5 separate regions of the Homo sapiens genome follow, and regions 2, 3, 4 and 5 are each linked to region 1. A link is a loop called in an ENCODE intact Hi-C map of the cell type or tissue named here. Cell type or tissue: PC-3. All regions are shown on one strand. Region 1 has its middle 44 kb from the start of AGR3. Region 2 overlaps LOC101927609 (a long non-coding RNA gene). Region 3 has its middle 96 kb from the start of AGR3. Region 4 overlaps LOC124901595 (a long non-coding RNA gene). Region 5 has its middle 88 kb from the start of LINC02889.

The links. A loop is a pair of places that touch in the nucleus more often than their neighbours do. Peaks named below come from ENCODE experiments on the same cell type or tissue, not always from the same donor. Only the 100,000 strongest peaks of a DNase experiment are listed, where the experiment ranks them.
Region 2: it touches region 1 in a loop (11-fold over the local background); 4 of 110 quality-filtered maps call a loop at or near these places.
Region 3: it touches region 1 in a loop (7-fold over the local background); 17 of 110 quality-filtered maps call a loop at or near these places.
Region 4: it touches region 1 in a loop (2.7-fold over the local background); 3 of 110 quality-filtered maps call a loop at or near these places.
Region 5: it touches region 1 in a loop (4-fold over the local background); 11 of 110 quality-filtered maps call a loop at or near these places.

What each region holds. Positions count from the first base shown.
Region 1 is chr7:16,924,089-16,928,088 of GRCh38, reverse strand. No RefSeq gene overlaps it. Among named protein-coding and RNA genes, the nearest start is that of AGR3, 44 kb to the right of the region's middle. In PC-3, CTCF peaks have their summits at 1,424 and 1,623 (motif pointing left); DNase peaks (open chromatin) are centred at 1,018 and 1,558; H3K4me3 peaks cover 1,194 bases; H3K27ac peaks cover 2,568 bases.
Region 2 is chr7:17,232,438-17,236,437 of GRCh38, reverse strand. All of the region lies in intron 6 of LOC101927609 (a long non-coding RNA gene), which reads left to right. Among named protein-coding and RNA genes, the nearest start is that of AHR, 64 kb to the left of the region's middle. RefSeq lists enhancers at 1,567-1,826, 1,977-2,026, 1,132-2,331. In PC-3, a CTCF peak has its summit at 1,688; a DNase peak (open chromatin) is centred at 1,747; H3K4me3 peaks cover 1,204 bases; H3K27ac peaks cover 2,330 bases.
Region 3 is chr7:16,976,432-16,980,431 of GRCh38, reverse strand. No RefSeq gene overlaps it. Among named protein-coding and RNA genes, the nearest start is that of AGR3, 96 kb to the right of the region's middle. In PC-3, no CTCF peak of the experiment used is centred here; a DNase peak (open chromatin) is centred at 1,881; H3K4me3 peaks cover 1,070 bases; H3K27ac peaks cover 2,714 bases.
Region 4 is chr7:17,042,780-17,046,779 of GRCh38, reverse strand. It overlaps LOC124901595 (a long non-coding RNA gene), which reads left to right. Exons shown (of 4, transcript XR_007060239.1): 1 at 1-4,000. Among named protein-coding and RNA genes, the nearest start is that of AGR3, 160 kb to the right of the region's middle. In PC-3, CTCF peaks have their summits at 1,935 and 2,143; no DNase peak of the experiment used is centred here; H3K27ac peaks cover 688 bases.
Region 5 is chr7:17,644,873-17,648,872 of GRCh38, reverse strand. No RefSeq gene overlaps it. Among named protein-coding and RNA genes, the nearest start is that of LINC02889, 88 kb to the right of the region's middle. In PC-3, a CTCF peak has its summit at 2,045 (motif pointing right); no DNase peak of the experiment used is centred here.

The sequences.
Region 1 (4,000 bases):
GGAGCTTAAATTATAGTGGGAAAGAGATATCATCAATAAAAACAGATAAATATATACAAAAAATTTTAAATACTGTGGAGATAGATTAAGCAGGGCAATGGGACAGGGAATGGAATACTAGGGGGCCTGGCCTGAGTTTATGAAGCATAGTCAGGGAAGCCCTCCCTAAAGGAAGGAAAAGAGAAGAAGGTGCAATTAGCAAGGGAGGAATGTTCTACCACCCAGATGCAGTGTTGATTAAAATAGCACTAATAATAGTTAATATGCATTGATATTTTATTATGTACTAGGACAGGTTCTACACACTTTGCTTGTTTTCGTGTGTTAATTCTTTATGACAAACAACCCTATCAGGTAAATAGTAAGCTCACTTTCTAGATGAGAAAACTGAGTTTTAGAGAAGTCACATTATTTTCAGAGTCCCTAATTCATAATATTTAGAGTCACAATTTGAATGCAAGCAGATAAAATTCCTTTTAAAAATAAGTAAACAACAACAAAGGACAAACTTTAATGACTGGATAAATACTATGAATAAAACAAATAAAGGTCCAGAAATAACGAGGGAACCACTTAAGATAAGGTCAACGGGAAAGACTTCTATGAGAAGAACACACTTCACCTGAAAACTGGAGGATAAAGAGGATGGTTCAGAGACAGACCTGGGCAAGGCAAACCAGGGAAGAGTGAGGAGCGTGTGTCTACATCCTGCAGCCAGAAGAAGCCAGGCAGGTTGCAGGAGCTTCAAGAAATCAGGACCCTGGAGCCCAGAGAATGGAGAGAAGCATTCTGAGAGATGAAGGCAGAGAAATGAGCAAGAGGCATGTTATGTCAGCCTAATCGAGTCTGGATTTCATCATAAACCATTGGGAAGCCATTTTTTAAGGACATTATCTGGTTTTCCTTTTAAAGAATATCACTTTTGCTTCTGTGTGGTAAAGGAACTAGATTTTCCTGGACAGTTGATAGAAAATGTGTTATTGGGGCATTTTTATGACTCACTGTTTAACTAACAACATAAAGACAGACAAGGTACAGTAAACAGCCCTCAAGGTATGTACAGGTCATACATGATATATAAATCTTGGTGTCCAATGTTTACTTATAAATAAAGCAAAGTTTTTTAAAAAAACTTCCCTGCTGTGCTCATTTCATTTTGTTAAATAGACCCCTCATGCAAAAGGTGTATTTGGCCTGTGTTCCCTAGGATTTCTGGATCCTTGCTGTCATAAATTTACTGAGTGAGGAAGAGAATATGTTCCTTTTCCCTTGTGACCTTCATTCTATAATGTTATCATTTATCTAACAATAGAAGGTCATTAGAATGCTAGTTACGGTTTGCTTGGACTTGACATATCCAAATGCCTTTTAGCCACACATTAGATGTACGATTCTCTGTGAGAAGAGGTTGTTGACAGAAGACTTTTCTGGATCTGTGCAAACAAACTCCACCTCTGTCTGTTTTTGCAGGAATGTTCAATGTTTTATAGCACACTGTGGTTTCGCATTTAGGATCAAATTTGGAATGGAACCGCTTTCTGTTCAGTAAAGCAGAACTAAAATGTTACAACTGTGAAGATTCATATCCTTTGGAAGAGAGCTGCCCTGTCATGAGCACCACCAAGTGGCCTGTACAGCTCCTACAGTCTCCCAAGATGTTACTTGATTGAAAGGTTCTAATCCAAAAACTTGACCAGCTGTTTTATACAGAGTACCTGTTTTTAAGCATACCTTTCAATGACTCAGAGAATCCATTTGTTAGACTTCCACAAAATTTAACCAAAAAATAAGAATTGCTGCTGCCATCTGAAATCCCAAATGTGGGGCCTAAAAAATGCTGTTGGATGCACTACACTATATTATCACACGTGTATACATTGATATAAGGGAACTAAAAATAAGCCAAAAACTTGAGGGCATCTCTGCCTCCATGGATGCAAGCTGGCCCCATTTCACACAGCTGTAGAAATAAATTGCTCTCTGTTCCTGAGATGCAACCCAACTTTACTGAGCAGCTGTAACCTAGGAACAGGAAGGAGATGAATTGCCACTATTCTTACTTTCACATTAAAACATTTCTCATCTCCTATGTGTACAAACACGAGGCTGAAAGATTTTTCACATTGACAACTTGCCTGATTTTTTTTTTTAACTATACAAAAACTAGGTTAGGTACAACACTAGAAAATGTGACCTCTGCCTTTGAGAAGATGAGACTCAAAGGACAATGCTACCACGTCATCATTCCCTTCTCTGGTTACAAATGCAAAATGTGTGCTGTGGGGAAGAGGAGAGGGCTGCTGGATGGCCTTTGGTGAGAAGAGTAAGCTGAAAGTGATACTTCAAAGAACGTCTTCCAGAGCCTCCATCCCTAGCCCTGTCCATCCAAGTCATGGCTCACTCCCATTCTGACAAACAAAAAACAAATTATAATTGGTCAAGATCTGTTCAATATTTTAGGAATTTTAACTTACTTTAGGGTCAAAGAATGTTGACTGGAAATCATTTCTGTAAGTAATAAACAAAGGATTACGATTTCATGAAGCAATTAGTAACAAATGCCATTAGAGTAGAAGAAGCCTGTCATAACGCACTTGAAAGGTATTTAAGAGTCAGAAGTATCACTATTGTTTTTAAAAATACACTTGACAAGCCTTAAAATTTTTTACAAAAGAAAAATATACATACGTAGTCAGTTTAAACAGATTTCTAAATAGACAGTGATTAAAAGTTGCATAAAAATATATATACATAGTCAGTTTAAACAGATTTCTGAATAGGCGGTGATTAAAAGTTGCATAAGCCCTCAGGTAAAGAACTGGAGACCTGACAGGTGCCCAATTTGCCTGAGGACACAGAGCAAGGAAGCAGTAAAGTCCTGTGATGCCACCTTTGCATTCATGTGGTATTCTGCAGTTTACAAAATGCTTTCAGGTCCTTTTGTCCCCTTCATTTGAACCTTACAAAAATGCTGTAATGTAGAGTGCACATCATCCCTTTAAAGTTAGAGACTGTGATTATGCTCTCAGAAAGAGTAAAGATTTGGTAGTGGCTGAGTGGCTGAGGGCTAGAACCAGGCCAGGGTTACCTCATTCTGCAATAATTTGCATTGACTTTATAGTTTTCAACACACTATAGTGTTTCATTTATTTCTCCCATATGGGTAAAGCAAACATCTTTCCTAATTAACAAGTAAAGAAATTGGCCATACAGAGAGAAAGCAATTGGCCCAAGGTGCAGAATAGTTGGAGCTAGGAGTAGAACCATATCTCCTGAATCCTCACTTGCTTTCTTCCTACTATTCTCTACTGCCACCTTCGAGATCCTAAGTCATCTATTGCAAGACTCAAAGCTGAAGTCAGACTTTAAAGCTAGACTTTAGGCCAGGCACGGTGGCTCATGCCTGTAATGCCAGCACTTTGGGAGGCCAAGGCAGGCAGATCACCTGAGGCCAGGAGTTCAAGGCCAGCTTGGCCAACAGGGTGAAACCCCGTCTCTACTAAAAATACAAAAAATTAACGAGGTGTGGTGGCAGGGGCCTGTAATCCCAGCTACCAGGGGGCTGAGGCAGGATAGTCGCCTGAATCTGGGAGGCGGAGGTTGCAATGAGCCGAGATCACGCCATTACACTCCAGCCTGGGCAACGAGAGCAAAATTCCTTCTCAAAAAATAAATAAATAAATAAATAAATACAAAAAATCAGCCAGGCATGGTGGCGTGTGACTGTAGTTCCAGCTACTCGGGAAGCTGAGGCAGGAGAATCACTTGAACCCAGGAGGCAGAGGTTGCAGTGAGCCAAGATCACACCACTGCACTCCAGCCTGGGTGACAGAGTGAGACTTTGTCAAAAAAAAAAAAAAAAAAAAAAAAAAAGGCAGACTTTAAAGAAAAAATGTCTATAAGATTAGTTGGAAAGCAATAAAGAAGGGAGAGGTGGGGATTTCTAAAACTGTATCCATGAACTTAGACAACTGCCACACATCGTGTTAGTCACAAATAT
Region 2 (4,000 bases), 310 kb before region 1:
ACTTAACATTTTTGAGCCTGAGGACTTGCGAAACAATGAGTTTTGATGCTCTGAGATCAGGGCCCGAGATGAAGGAGTGTGGTGGCATTAACATGTGAGAGATGCCAAAGTGAAGGAAATAGATAACATCACCCAGGAATTTAAAAGGAGGCAAACAATGGAAGAATGAGTCTGTAGGGACAAATCTGAGTAAAGGCCATAGGTACTCTGAGTCTGGATGACATGAAGATCTGTGAGGGCTGAAGGAGTCAAGAAGTCTCATTTGTGAACAGAATGTGACTTCAGTTGGGCCTTAAAGGAGGATAGAATTTAAGTAGGCAGTGGTTTGTGTGAGGTAGTTCATATGAGGCAATTGGTAGGAATAGTTGCATGGAGTTCGAATGGTACAAAGGCTCACCTCACAGGAAGGAAGGCAGTGGTGAGAAACGAGTTCACCTAGGTATGGGAGGATACCATATACTTGTATAAGCCCAGCATTTGAATTTCATTCACCATTTCAGTAAATGATGATTGAATGTTTGTATCATACCAGACACCCTTCGAGGAGCTAGGGATACAACAATTTACAAGATAAGCCTTCTGCTCACAAGAAGCTTTAGATTTAACGTGTGTGTGTGTGTGTGTGTGTGTGTGTGTGGTGGGGGGGTGCATATAAGCAAAAATACCACAATTATTATAATTCATTCAATAAACACATATTGAACATATTCTGTAGGTCAGGCACCATGATGGGTGCTGCAGATACAATAATAAATAAGTCATGGTCCTCAAGAAGCCATTGAACTATTAAAGAGTTTTGATTAGGTCCCTGGTGGCAGATGAAAAGCATTATTTTATTTATTTATTTATTTATTTATTTATTTAATTATTTATTTGAAGACTGAGTCTTACTCTGTTGCCTTGGCTGGAGTGCAGTGGCATGATCTCTGCTCACTGCAACCTCCACATCCTGGTTCAAGCGATTCTCCTGTCTCAGCCTCCTGAGTAGCTGGGATTACAGGAGTGCAACACTACACCCAGCTAATTTTTGCATTTTTAGTACAGATGGGGTTTCGCCGTGTTGGCCATGCTGGTCTCAAGCTTCTGACCTCAGGTGATCCACCCACCTCAGCCTCCCAAAGTGCTGGGATTACATGTTTGAGCTACCGCACCTGGCCAAAAAGCATTTTTAGGGGAGGTTTTTTCTTTCTCCTTGTACACGCAATGAAGTAAAGGACAATCTGAGCCTAGATAAATGAAATGGTAAACCTTGATATAAGGTAGAAGCAACAATTGTGGAGATAAAGGGATTATATAAGAGATGTATTTGTAAAAAAAAAAATGGGGGAATTGAGTAACTGATGAACATAAGTCTCAGACAGAGTGAGAGAGAGAAAATGTATGAGACCATATTTGTTCTCTTTTTAGGTGTCTGAAAATTTGTTGTGACTAACATTTTAAATGTGACAATGTCATGAAACATTTTTCTGGGGACATCAGATTTCTTTGTAGAAAGGGGACTTCCCCATTGCCAATACCTTGACTCACTTATCTGTTCCTCCTCAGATGGGGAGTGAGTGTCATCTTAAAGCAAGCAGAGGTTTGTTTTGTTTGGATATCAATCTTAAGGTCTACTTGGAGCATCCAGAATGTTTCTTAAACGATTGACCAAATTGACCAAAGATGTTACAGTTTCTGAGGTGTCCACTCAGAGTCAGCAAACACTGCACAAATAAAAAACAATCGGTAAATTATTTCCAAGGATTGGAAACAGAAATCCTCAGATGATTCACCGATGACTCAGTTTTCTGTGTATCGCTTCTACTCTACTTGTTGCCAAGGGAACTTGGGGCCTACTTCCTACCACACGACGGCTATAAAAAGTACCAGCAAAAGCCGCAGTAGAGTAACTTCTCTACTCTTTTATTAAAAATGGCTAACGGACTAAATGTCAGTTACATAAGAAAGATTTAGGTTTGTCTGTGAAGGTCATATCTACCGGTACCATGAAATACTGAGAAACCACGTTGTTACTCTTTTTATCTTTCATTTGCTTTTAACTACACTGCTTTCTTTATGCGGGGCATTTTATATAATGTACCTAACATGCCAACAGAAATTGTATGTTCTTCATAAACTCCAGACCAATGTGCTTTTGCAGTGATAGAAGTGACCTGTGAAATCTGTGTCAACCTCAGAGCCAGGGTAAGATACCGTCATCACACTGCCAGCCTGCCTGCTTCTCTGGGTCCTTGTGGCAGGGGAAGGAGATGAGACAGGGAGTAGGAGAGAGACTGACTGCTACAAAGGGACCTGTGCAGCTTCACTCTTATAGCCACTGTCTGTGTGGATCTCTTTTGACAATCATCTTTTATCAAGCAACATAAAAATATCAGTACTATTAAGTATCCATAAGAAGGCACCAATCATGAGTGGATATTTCCATATATAAAACCTAGGTTTCTTTCCTTTCAATATGTGCATTGAGTTCAATTCTCATCTGGAAACAGGGAATGAAAGCCGCTTGTATGGATAGTTGTCAGGAAGACATATACAGGATATAAGTTAAAAGCACAGACAAGCATGTTCTGTGTTTACAGGGGGCAGGAACTCTCTCAGCAAGAAGTCCTGGTACGACAAGACAGTTAAAGGCATTCCAGGAATATACTGTTTTCATTTGGCTGTGAGTCTTCCTAGAAAATGTAAAAGAAAGTTTTCCCTGTTAAGATAACACATTTTCTCTTTATGGTTTCATGAGGGCAGAAGGAAGCTCTCAGCTGTTCTTACATAAAGCCTTGTCTGAGAGGTATGGGATGCCTGATATTTTTTATGCTTAGATTTATATAACATTATAGCTCTTCTTCTCTTTGAAGAGGCAATATGGTTGAATAAGATCATAAATTTAAATTTACTATTAAAAAGTATTAAGTATTATGTGTAATACACACTGATTTTTCTAAAATGCAAGTCTGATCTTGTCATCTCTTTCTACCTTAAAATTTATTATAGGTCTCCTATTTTTTAGAACATTAAAATCCAAGCTTCTTATGGGATGCAAAGCACTTGGTGGCCTCATCTCATTGTTCTTCTTTGTACTTGAGCATCATAGAGTTAGTTACTTGTAGCTTTGAATTCGTATTATTTTTCCACACCTCTGTGACTTGGTGCATAGGCTTTAATAAGCCTGAAATGTCTTCCCTCTCTTCCTATGTGATTGATTCCTATTTATCCTCAACACAAAATTCAGATATCGCCTGCTGTCTTGAGTCTTCACTGACTTAAAAGCAGTTCTTATGTAGGACCTCTACTCCTGTTCATATTTATGATGTTGCCTTTATAATGCTATATTTTGTCTGTTTCATCCTGTGTGCCTGTATTTTTTCTTTTTTTATACTGCATAATTCCTGGGATCCAGATTCATATTTCCAAAAAAACATCATTGTATTTCCAGCATTTTACACAGTCCCTGGCATATGGTAGTTGTTTATAACTTTTTGTTAAAGATCTTCCATTTTGCACCTTATGATAATTGTTAGATAAAAATCTAAAATAATGCATCACTAGAAAATGTAACATAGTAAATAAACATTGCATATGTGTGCCTTATAATGCCATGTAGAAAAGAGTGTGCTCAAAATTCCTTATTGGATAAAGAAGCAAAAGGTCATCGTGACATAAGTCTGATGCACGTAAATTAAAGAGTTATTTGTTCAACAAAGAACAGCAATAACAAAGTCTCCCAAAATCTGATGTCAGGATTAGCTGGTGAAAAGATTAAGATGTGTTTTTTTTTTCTCTCATTGTCCCAATACCTCTCAATGGAACCAACAAATATCTGCTGCAATGTCTGTTTCTTAAAAATTACCTGTTGGGCACCATGTACACTATTCAAGTTGATGGGTAGACTAAAAGCCCAGACTTCACCACTATACAATTCATTCATGTAACCAAAAACCGCTAGTATCACAGAAGCTATTGAAATTTTAAAAAAAATTAGCCTGCTTCTTAGCCAATCACTACT
Region 3 (4,000 bases), 52 kb before region 1:
GCTTAAAGGGAGAAAGGTATCTTTATCGGCATGTGTAACACAAAAATCAAGGAGTGATACAGCATTAGGCAGGTTAGATTCAAGTTCTACAAAGATGTCCCCAGAAAAGTTGCTTAATCCATCTATCAGCTTTCTTTTCCTCTGTGTTGGTCTCATTCTAACATAAGCTCTTTTTCTTTCTCTTTGAGGAGTTAGAGATGGCCCCTCAACAATCTCAGAAAAAGAGACAGTCCCCCTTGCAGGGGTTTCAGTAAAAGACGTTGGTTGAGTCATTTGTTTGTCCCTGAAGCAACCATTGAACAGGAAAGGAGAACATACTAACCAGACCAGGGTCCTGTGCTCAGCCCTAGGAGGAAGGGATGGAAGCTGCCAGCAAATCACACTGAAGGAAAATGGGGCGAGAAACTGGCAGGAAAAGAAAATTGCTTACTGGTCAGATACACCCTCGTGAATACTCACAGAAGACATTTGTCAAAAATAAAAAGATTCATAATTCTATGACTTAAGAATCTGGAAGTGAATGTAACTCAACATGGTTGGAGAACCAGCAAAAATGCTGTTCTGGTTGAGTAAGTCTGAATCTCAAAAGAGGAGTAAAGAGAGGGGGAAGCTAAAGACTCCAGTAAAGATACACAGAAACCATTACAAAAAACAAAGCACACTAAGATGCCTAACTTTCAAAATAGAAAGAATGTCAATATACTTTTATAGTCAATAAAATGGACTTATTACTCATGCTTGAAACAAAAAGGTGGTTAAAAACCTAGACTTATTTCTCAAGACGAATGTGTTTTTGAAGGACATAAAAAAGAACTCTTGAACTCCTAGTTAGCTTGTTTTCTCTGAGTTTTAGCAGAGATGGCTCATTGCTACCCAATAGCTATTCTCATCTTCTAAGTAATAGAAATCCATTTTCACTGAGGTTGCAATGCCCCTGGACGAAGGTTGCATTTTACAGCCTCTCTTATAGCTGTCCTTACAAATGATCATTAGAAAGCTGTGGCCATTGAGGAAGTTCTGGTAAGAGAGGGTAAGCAGGGTACTTACAGAAAGCTGGCTTGGTGGTGAGATGTCTTGTTCCTTCCACTTCCAGCTGCCTGGAAGATGGAGGCAATGGAAGGAACTCCAGCAGCATGTTGAACCTTAAGGCTGAAAGCCAAGTCTCTGCAAGCTACGGTAGCCTAAGGGACAGGTTCACCCAACACCTAGGAGTTCAGGTGATTAGAGAGGATAAATGACAGCAGTGAGTGCCAACTGAGATAAGAGATATTTGGGGGATGATCACAAAAGGAAGAGTGACCATGTAAAGCAAAGAGAAGATAGAAGCTGGTTACTACTAAGAAATGTTAGAGTGGGAAAATGAGCAAATGCAGACTAATTGAGGTGGGAAGCCTAGTGACTCAGGGGACAGGCTGTGCAAGTCAGTCTTGTCTAAAAAAGAACTATGTACTGTTAATCTTTCTTTTGTTTGGGCTTTGAAAAAATTAATCTAGGTTCATTTAGTTGTACATTGGTTTTTTGTGATCTAACAGATTAATATCAATATCTTCTTTTGTATTTCCTTTGGGAAGTCCAGGAAGGAAACAAAAATCAACAGCACAGATTTCTGTCAGTGCCTGGAACAACTCTGCTTTTTCCATTTGAAAGCACCAAAAAGCATCCCATAATGAAGAAAAAAACTCTAATTCTGCAAGTATGGGGAATCTAAACTACATGAGATTGGCCCTACGGTCAAACAATAGTACTTTCCTAACAGAAAAGAAAGAGAAATTCCAAAGGCAAATTTGCAAGGAAAAAATGCCCTCTGAGCCTTTACAGTTCAGATCAAAGCCATCAACTTATTCAGCCATCATGAGAACACACACTCCAAGTTTCTAAAGGAGCCAGTAAGCTGAATCATTGCATATTAAATAAACATGCTGAGTTGAATCACAAAGTAAATAAAAGCCTCTTCTGACATAAGTTTGTATTTACAGAAATTCTGTGACTAAAAGCAACTAAATTTGGATCATTAAAAACAAAACAAGTTTCTCCAAGTTTACACTAATTATACAATGCATCCAGAAACCCAGGGCCTGACAGACCATGTAGCAAAGTCTTAAAAATAAGTGAATCAAAAAGTATTTTTAGCAAAAGTGAAGCTATCATTTACAACAGAAATAAGCCTATTCTCAGACTAACTCTACCTATAGATGAAAAAAATTATCATAATGATGGCACTGGTGATTATGATAAAAGTCCATAAAAATAATACAGATGCTGTTTTTTTAGAAATTCAGCATCACCTACGTGAAAACATCTCTGGTTACTTTGCAATCAAAGTACTATAGTGGAATTAAATAATCTATACCTCCAAATAAATTAATTGATAACATCTTCCAATATTTAGGGAACAATTTGATTTCACTCTTCAGTCTTCAACTACTTTTTTTTTAGCCTCAAAAAAATAATAACATGAAGAAAACAAAACCAGCTCTTCAGCAGAATCCTATGAAGAGTCCGTTGGAGAGTCTCAGGTCAGGAAGATTATTAGCTTTAGGCGGGTCTGCCTGTGCTGGGCGACTTGCTGCACTTTGAAGACGTACACATGATAACTAAGCTGTGGTCTTCTCATAAAAAAGGTAATTAATGCTGGAAAAGGTTTCTGGGGAAAAACGAGACATGTTTTTTAAACAACTAGGAGTTAACCAGCAAAATAATTGTGAGGAGAAAAAGAGGATGGGAATTCTAACCGGAGAGCAAAACTGCAGGAGTCCAAGAAAGCAGGGAAAAGGTCTTGTGAAACTCACAGGTAATTCAGTGAAATTGACTGTGGCTGATGGAGAAGCAGAGCAGCAAAAGATGAGACCAGAGAGTTAGGCAAGGGCCAGATCAAGTGCTAAGGGCAGATCAAGTGCTAAGGGTGCCATGCAAAGAAATGTGGACCTCATCCTGAAAGCTGCTGAAAACCACCAACGGGTGCTGATGGTTGCTGTTGCCTTTCCTTTAAGGCAGCAACTTGATCAAATTTGTGTTTCATAAGGCCACGCTACCAGCTATTGGTTAAATGGCAAGGAATGAGCAAGGCGGGAAGCAAGAGATTGTTAATCATAATCCAAGTAGAAAATGTTGAGAGCCTGAAACAAGCCAACTAAAGTAGGAGTGGGGAAAGAGGAAGAGGTGTAAGAAGACACAACCAATTAGACTGGATAGGATTTAGGAACTAGGGGAACATAAGACCCTGATTTTTATTGAGAGACAGTATTTATAACTCGGATTCTGGAGTTATGAATGTCTCTTGGAGTGTAGCTGGATATTAACTCATGGAGGAATTACAGTGTGGGAAATGACATGTCAAATGAAGGGGCAGTGGAGATAGCAAGGAAGACAAAGCTGGGGAGAGAAAACCAGTATGTGGCCTACTGCAGTGCAGGTCAAGCTAGGGAGGGTAAAGCGTCAGGAGAAACACATGGAAACTCCCAGATCTGTGGCTTGGATGCCATAAAAGTACCGGACACATGTTGAGACACAAGCCTTACTTTTTTCTTCCACAATCAGGACAAGTGAATTATATGAAGCCATGCACTTATTCCTTAGAAGTATCAACTGTAGAGACATGAATTTGTCAATCTCCAGAGCTGAGAATTGTTCTAGAAGCATAGTAAGTACTAGGTAAATATTTAGATGCAAATTTGCATTAACACTAAGAGAAAAAAATAGTATTAAAGCAAACTTGAAAGTGTTCAGATATAAATGCACATATTTACCAATCTGTACCCTCAAAAGTGTGTACAAAAGTGTGTTACTGCACGCTTTTGTAACCTTTGAGAATTTCAAGACTCAATCCCTCAAGCTGTTGGAATGCTATTTCCAAGCAAACAACAATCCCAGTCATTTTAAAACTGGTTCCAAGTTGTTAATGCAAACTATTAGCACAATACAACCATCTTTTCTAATTACACAATTTAAGCAATAATAATAATAATTCTTTTGTCTGTAACTCCTGCATCAATGTAAGGAG
Region 4 (4,000 bases), 120 kb before region 1:
AAGTCTATATTCCAAAATGCAGAGATAATTTGTTTTATCTATGAATTTCTCTAAAGAAGTTTATAGGTGCTCTGAAGAGACCGCATAGACCTCTCTAGAGGTCACCAAATTATTCTTAAAAATAAGAAGAATACACCGGTGTTTATATACTTACAAATAAGGACTGTAAGTCTGAAGTTAAGATTGATAAATTAATTTGCCAAACATACTGGCAACTGTTAACAATCTGTTGTGTGTTTAATCATCTTCAAGGAAAAGGGTCCACACAAAGGCTGTAAACTTCTCAAATGACTAACAGGAAAGGGTCAGTAATGAAAATGAGTGGAGTGGGCTGACTAACTATAGCAAGCCCACTGATAAAGACAGCCATACACAGCATCAGCTGATTGTCATGTGGGAAAGCAACCCAGATTTTCCCTTTTAAAGTTTAACAACTAATTACTTTTTTTTTTTTTAATATTATGAGACAATATAAATGTATACGTAACTCTAAAATCAGCCTGGGCTGCCAGTTAAAACCAATAATCTATAGATAATATAAAATCAGATCTAGCATTTATTTTCAAATCTTTCTCAAATAGAAGTCACACTTGACATTTTCTCTTTATATTGGAAATCGGTCTTCACTTGCTAATACAAAGGAAAACTTCTTTCACCTACTCTGGAGCCTTCTCTCAAAGCTACTGGCTAAGTGGATACCAACCAGTCTATCAGCCATAGAAATATGTGACTGAGGAGGAATCTTAAAGCAGAATATCAAGAAGGCAATATAGAATGATAGAAAAAAAAATGTAAGTTTTGAGTCAGGTAGATCTGTGTTTAATTCCCAGACTTAAACGAAGTTCCTATGTTATCTCTCTGATAACATATTATATTATCATTCATAGTTTGAGCCTGGTACCACCTATGAGGATGAAGTGAAGAAAAACATAGGTAAAATCCCTAGTAAAAGCATAATTTATAGACCTTTCTGAAAAACTATGTTCCTCCACTACTAGGAATGCTAAGTGTCAATCTTAGAAATGGAGACAGGCTGCCTTTAGCCTTCCTATAAGGTGCCCATATTAGTTGGGATTGTGTTTGACTATGAATTGTTTTTAAAATAACAAAATAACGTTACTTAGAGAGGACAAGTATAAAGGAGGCAATTTGGGATGATTATGGCAGCTCCATTCCATGATCTCTTCAGGGACCTAGTTCTTTCCAGCTACCATTCTGTCATAGCTGGACCCCACAGTGCAAGATGGTAGCATCTGCATTCCAGGTAGCAGGATGGAGAAGAAGCCAAAGAGAGGAAGGGCCACGGTGTACATTAGCTGTCTTAAGGAAGTTTCCCAAAAGCTGTCATGGGATAGTTGTCTTCTATCATATTGGTCGTAACTTAAGACACATGGCATCATATTGCTGCAAGGGAGACGGGGCTACGTAGTGGGACTGGGATTCTGAGTGGTCATAAGATAGACTAAAATTTCTGTTAAAATGGAGAAAGGGAAGGTGGATTATTGGGAGACAACTTACAGTTGAAACCAAGGGCTAACCTGATTAGGTCTGCCAAGCTTAACCTGCCTTGCTTGTTTTTAGCTACTTGCCTTTAGTTGATTTTAAAATCTATGTAGCTAAAGGTCATGTGGCTAAGCAATATATAACTGAACTTGCACTAGCTTCCTCACAGATAACATCTCTGACATATAGGTCACCATGGTGATGGTTACTGAAGTTGTTTTTCAGGAACTTAGAGTCAGCTCTAGTCCAGTTCAAGCCATTTGCGACCACTGACCCTGCTTGAGTGTTCGATAGGTACACTTTTGATGTTCTACCTACAGATCATGCTAACACCACCACCATGTGAACATGCATCCTATGAAGAGCCATGAAGCTTGGCTATGCTTGCATAGTTCACTGATAACCTCACTCTTCTTTACTGCCAATGACTTTTCCTCATACTTCAGACTACCTCACTCCTCTGTCTCATAAATATCCTTAAAATCCCATCTTTAGGGAAGCAGATTTGAGACCTGTTCTCCCACCTCCTTGCTTGACTGCCTCATGAATAAACTCTTTCTCCGCTGTAAAACTTACCATCTCAGGGATTGGCATTCCATACGACAGGCAGAATGGACATGGTTTGGCATCACAGTCTGTGTCTCAGAGGCCTTTTTATCTAAGGACAGCAGGGGGGGTAACTTGACATGTGTCCATTCTTATCCTACTGATTGTCCCCACTAAAAACTAAAACAGCTGCTTGCTCTGCCCTTCTGTTCTACCTTCATTAACTCTTTGCAGGGATAAAACTGGAGAGGCTCACTGGGGATAGGTGCCCAGGTTTAAATGCTTTCTAATTTTCATTGTCCACCTTTTGCTGTTTCTGTGGGTGCCTGGTTACTTCCAGCAGCAAATTAAGATATATAATCAATGGAAAAAAGACTTTTGGTTTTCTTTTAAAAATTAATTTCTGAAACAGCATTGCTAGTTTCCTCAGTTTTAATGTGCTCTAAAATTGTCAGTGTTAAGTGGAAAGGAAATAGAGACAAGCCCTTCTCAGTAGAAGGAGTACTGAATGTTTTTCTTCACATAATTAACTATTACTTCTCAATAACAGACTTTTAGGTTTAGAAGCAAAGTATCTGACACACAATAGGACGTTAATACATGTGTGAAGACTGAATGGAAAGAGGGAAAGAGAGAAGGGAAGAAAAGGAAAAAAGAGGGGAGGAAAAAAGGACAGATGACAAACAGAAAAGAGGGCAGAAAACAAGGTCTCTCACCACATAATTAACTCATCACCAACAACTCGAAAACCCATCCAAGAGACAGCAAGCTCTGCTCCATCATGAAATAAGAATGCTATGGCTACTTATCGATGCGCTGTGCCTCAGATGGAGCTAAAATCTGTGTCTATATAATTTCCACTCACTGGTTCTATTCTGCCCTCTCCAGAAACAGAGCTTTAGTTTCCATGTCAGAGTATATTCATTTTAGGCAAGTGCTTTCTGACTAGTGTAAGGATCAATTCCTTAGTATGAATCTGGTGTTTAAGTCGCAGTATTGTTTGTGCATTTTACAAACACAGACAATAATGTATACACAAGTTGCTAAATTAGGTTCAAAGAATGAAAATGGGTCATAGGAAAGCTCCCCACCTCCTCAGAACTCTCTGTCACATTCAGAAATCAAGAAAGAAGGAAAGAAGGAAGGAAGGAAGGAAGGAAGGAAGGAAGGAAGGAAGGAAGGAAGGAAGGAAGGAAGGAAGGAAAGAAAGAAAGAAAGAAAAAGAAAGAAAGAAAGAAAGAGAAAGAGAAAGAAAGATGTTAGCATCTGCAAAGATCCAAAAAAGAAAGCAAATAAAAATAACTCGACTTTGGTTAAGGGGCTGATAAAGTTAAGATACTTCACTGAAACATGTATGTCCATGTTTAGATCTTAATCACTGCTCTCCAAACCTCTCATGACTGCAGAATTAGGTCAGAGATTTCCATCATGCAGTCTTCAGTATGCACTCCAATTGTCCGTGCAGGATTAAAAAAAAAATGTATTTGGAGAAACTAGTCCAGGAAGAGATATGAGTGTAACAGACACTAAGGCATTTGTTTTAACAACAACAACAACAAAAAGCAGACATTGTGAAACTATGCTTCATTTATGCACAGACTGCTAAGAGTAAATCACACTGAAAGTGAGCAATATACTGTGATAACCAGAGCTTTACTGCTTTGTCATGGTGAGATATTAAAACAGAGTTGCTATAATACATTTTGACAAATCAGCTAAGGCTGTAGCTAATTTGAAGGTACCATATACTTTTCTAATTTAGATAATCAAAGTGGACCCAAAAAATAATAAACTGAGTTTTAAAATCTCTTACCTATAATATTTAGAATTTATACAATTATTTTATTATTTTTTCCAGATTTGCTAAATATGCATTCCTTTTAGGAAGTACTCTCCATGCACGTGAATTTTCATTGTAAATAAACTTTGTAGGGCAACATATTTTCTTGAT
Region 5 (4,000 bases), 720 kb before region 1:
CAGAATAGGGAACAATGAGAGTCAGAAAAGATGTGGAAAGATCTGCTTTAAGATGTGGATATATCAGGTGTCAAGGTTGTAAAATAGCTTACAAGTAGGAAAGCAGTTCTATAAACATTCACCAGCAGGCACTGGGAAAATAGCACTGAACAGAGCTGGACATAGCCTTTGCTCTTGTAGAGCCATGCCTCAAAATAACCTCCATTTATGAGGAAAAAGATGGGGAATTATAGAATATATACCAACTCTTTATGCTTTTTGACCCTATGTCAGTTTTGTGGGAATAACTCCTGCCTTGCCGCAAAGCACAGCCTTCACACTTTATTAGATTCAATATTGTGTTGCTTCATGTCCTTAAACATGAAAATGAAATTGAAAGGTGGACAGATCTGAACAGCACAGATTTGGGGTGCTGGCTCTTATGGCTGAAGTAAAGAGCTATATGATGGCTTAATTTTTTTTAACAGTCTATGGGCTTTTTCTCAGGACACCAGTCCAATTTCTCTGTAATTGTTTTTTTTGTTCTCTTAGGAAATTCAGAGAGATTGCAATGTTATTAAGCTCATAATATTTTTCTTTTCTTTTTGAAGTTCTAGTTCATTTATTTTAACCTTTAATATTCCATTGTATCAATATACTACAGTTTTTTTAAACCCATTCTCCTATTGATATTTAGATTATCTCCAGTTTTATGTTCTGACAAACATAATCTCAAGAATTTCTTAATCATTATCTAATCAAAGGTTAAAGAATGGCCTCAATTATTACTATGAACAATAGCAAGAGAAATGTAATTTGTCCATCATGCTGTCAAATACAATAATGCCAATATAAATTTCCTTAATGAACAATGAACACTTCTATTCAGTTACAAAAATTTTTTGGCTAAGTGGTAGCTGGAGATTGGACTTTGTGCTAATACTTAGGTTAATTGCATCTCATGTTAATATGTCTTAGTGGGTGCAATTAAGTAGAATTATAACTTGTTCATGTTATAATTCCTTTTGCCTTTCTAATTCATCGGTGAACTCCCATAACTTAACTCCTCCTTCGTTTAGGTGTCTGCCGCTTCACAGGGGAGAGAATGTTAGGAGATTTTCTTTTATAGCTTAGGTTACTTTGACAGAGAAATATTAGGCATCATCTTAATTTCAGCATGATCATCCTTTTTTTTTTTTGAGATGGAGTTTTGCTCTTGTCGCCAGGCTGGAGTGCAATGGTGCAATCTTGGCTCACTGCAACCTCCACCTCCTGGGTTCAAGTGATTGTTCTGCCTCAGCCTCCCAAGCAGCTGGGATTACAGGTGCCTGCCACCATACCCAGCTAATTTTTGTATTTTTAGTAGAGACGGGCTTCCACCATGTTGGCCAGGCTAGTCTTGAAGTCCTGACCTCAGGTGATCCACCCAGCTTGGCCTCCCAAAATGCTGGGATTACAGGTGTGAGCCAGTGCACCCAGCCATCATCCCTTTTTGAAGGCAGAACCACTGGATATGTCAATCAGTTGCTGGAAGATTCACTCCCATGGTCCTTCTAACACCATACCTTGGCCACATCCTCAACTGGAATTCAAACTTGGGGTTAGAAGGAAAATGCTCTTCACCAGCCCTTAAAGATTTCTAACGTAAACTTACAGCAGTAGTCCCTTAAATATGAAGAATAATCAAGCTCAATAAATACTTTGATATTTTTGAAAAAAATGACAGATTTTCGGCATTGAGAAATTCTCTGAAGTATAAGCATATCCAAGAAGAATGTCATATATTCTGTCCTTTTCTTGCTAGATGGAATGTTTAAAAGCTGGATAACACTGCATTCGAATGTTAATTCATGTTTTGGGTTCAGTTTCATAGCTCAGCATCTGATATTTATTATGAATTCACCTGAGGTATATTTTCTTTATTTTTTAAGCGATATAGTCCCTAGTTTGAAAGATAACTTGAGAGATTGATTCTTGACACAGTTAAATTCTCTTTCTCTTGAGCCGTGTTTTTTAACCTCAGATATTGGTCTTAAAAAAAAAAAAATCCAGTGCCAGAAACTCCCAGCAGATGTCATTGTAAGGCAGATTTGTTTAGCAAGGCTTTTCTAGAATAGTGAATAGAATTGTTGCATATAGTAGTGATGTGTGTATTAGGCACTGGAGTTAATTGATTCTAGTCTCATCAGAGTGGGATTTGTTATGAAGAGGTAAAGAGATTCCTGGGATTCTTGCCTGTCCTTTTATAATGTGGGAGCACTGCTTTTCTGCAATATAAGTTAGAGAACAAGAGTAACAGCTTTTCACCCAAGCATTTCCTGGGCTACTCTACCTGGGGCTACCAGCTTAGCACAAGGCATGACTGTGTTCTGCATGGGACAGAAGAGCCATGGGGAGGAGACTGTTGCTTAGACATATAATGTAGTAAGTGAGGGAGGTGCAGTTTCAAATCAGAGAGCCTCACTAATTCTAGACTCCACACCCTTAGTCCTGAAGGGAAAATACAAATGGACATGAAAACATGTGTCCCAATAGAGCACATCTGGTCCTTATCTAAAACGGAAAGGCGAATTATATTGGAACTGCCTAACTGATTTCATGGATATCAATTTCAAGTGAAAAAAACATTTATTCCCAGGGAAGGTCACGATACATTGTCTTATTTACTATAAATGTAAATGAAAGTCAACCTAAATTCGCCTTTGTTTCCATGTATATATGTGGTGATATATGTTGGTTACCTATGAAGATCTTATTCTTTTACTCATCAATATTGTAAGAGCTTGTTTCTCACTTAACGATTTTTACATTGCTTGATTAGATTTTAAAAATAAACTCCTTTGATGAAGCCCTCTTTTAAAGCCAGAAATATACTTTGTATTGTATAACATTAACTGAAATGCAAATTGCTTAGAAAATGTTAATACAATGTGTTTGGAAATCAACTACTTTTAAAAAACTGCAGGGATCAGGTAAAAGAGGAAAACTATATCAAAGATGGAAGGATGAAAGTGTGAGGAAATAGTAAAAGATATGGACTTGGATATGGATTTGGATATTCCAACTGAGTATCTCCACTTAACTGACTCAACATATTAACCAATTTTTTTTTCTTATACTATCTGATGTCTGTATCATCCTGAAAGTAAGCTAGCAGGATCCCCACAGTTTTGCTTTCCCAATAGAATTGTGTGCCTGCCAAGGGTCAGGTGAGTTTGTCCCAATCCTGTTTATGCCACCTATACTTGCCATTGAATTAAAGTGGGTAATTGCAATATTATGTGAACCGTGAAATATGACTGCAAAATAAAAGGGGATTTTTATTTCTCTGAAAACTAATTATATATAATGCTTAGAAAGACTTGATAAAGAGAAGTTACTAGACTTGCTATTAAATTTGGATGTGGATGAAACAAATATAAGAGGTTGGAGGGGAAACTGAAAATCTTGAAGGCCTGTATTCTAAAATTTCTGCAAAATTATTTCTGGGTTCTTGCAAGGGAAGTGGGGATTTGGAGAGAACGCCTTGTGGATGTGGGTTATTCAGGAAAGATGATATGGATTTCTAATCAGATAATGTGCACTCAATAAAAGGAGACCCTCTACATTAAAAGATTGGTAAATTCATGTTTATTTTCAGGTTTTAAATTACAATATTTGATTTTAAAACTCCTCTACTTTGTTCAGCTTTTTCAAGTAACTGACAAACTATCGATATTGATCTTACCAGATGAAAGTTACTGCTCTGCATTTTAAAAATAATTTTTAATTATAGGCTATGGGTATTAGCCTGTTTTCATGCTGCTGATAAAGACATACCCAGAGGCTGAGGCGAGTGGATCACAAGGTCAGGAGATCGAGACCATCCTGGCTAACACGGTGAAACCCTGTCTCTACTAAAAATACAAAAAATTAGCCAGGCGTGGTGGCGGGTGCCTGTAGTCCCAGCTACTCGGGAGGCTGAGGCAGGAGAATGGCATGAACCTGGGAGGCGGAGCTTGCAGTGAGCAGAGATCGTTCC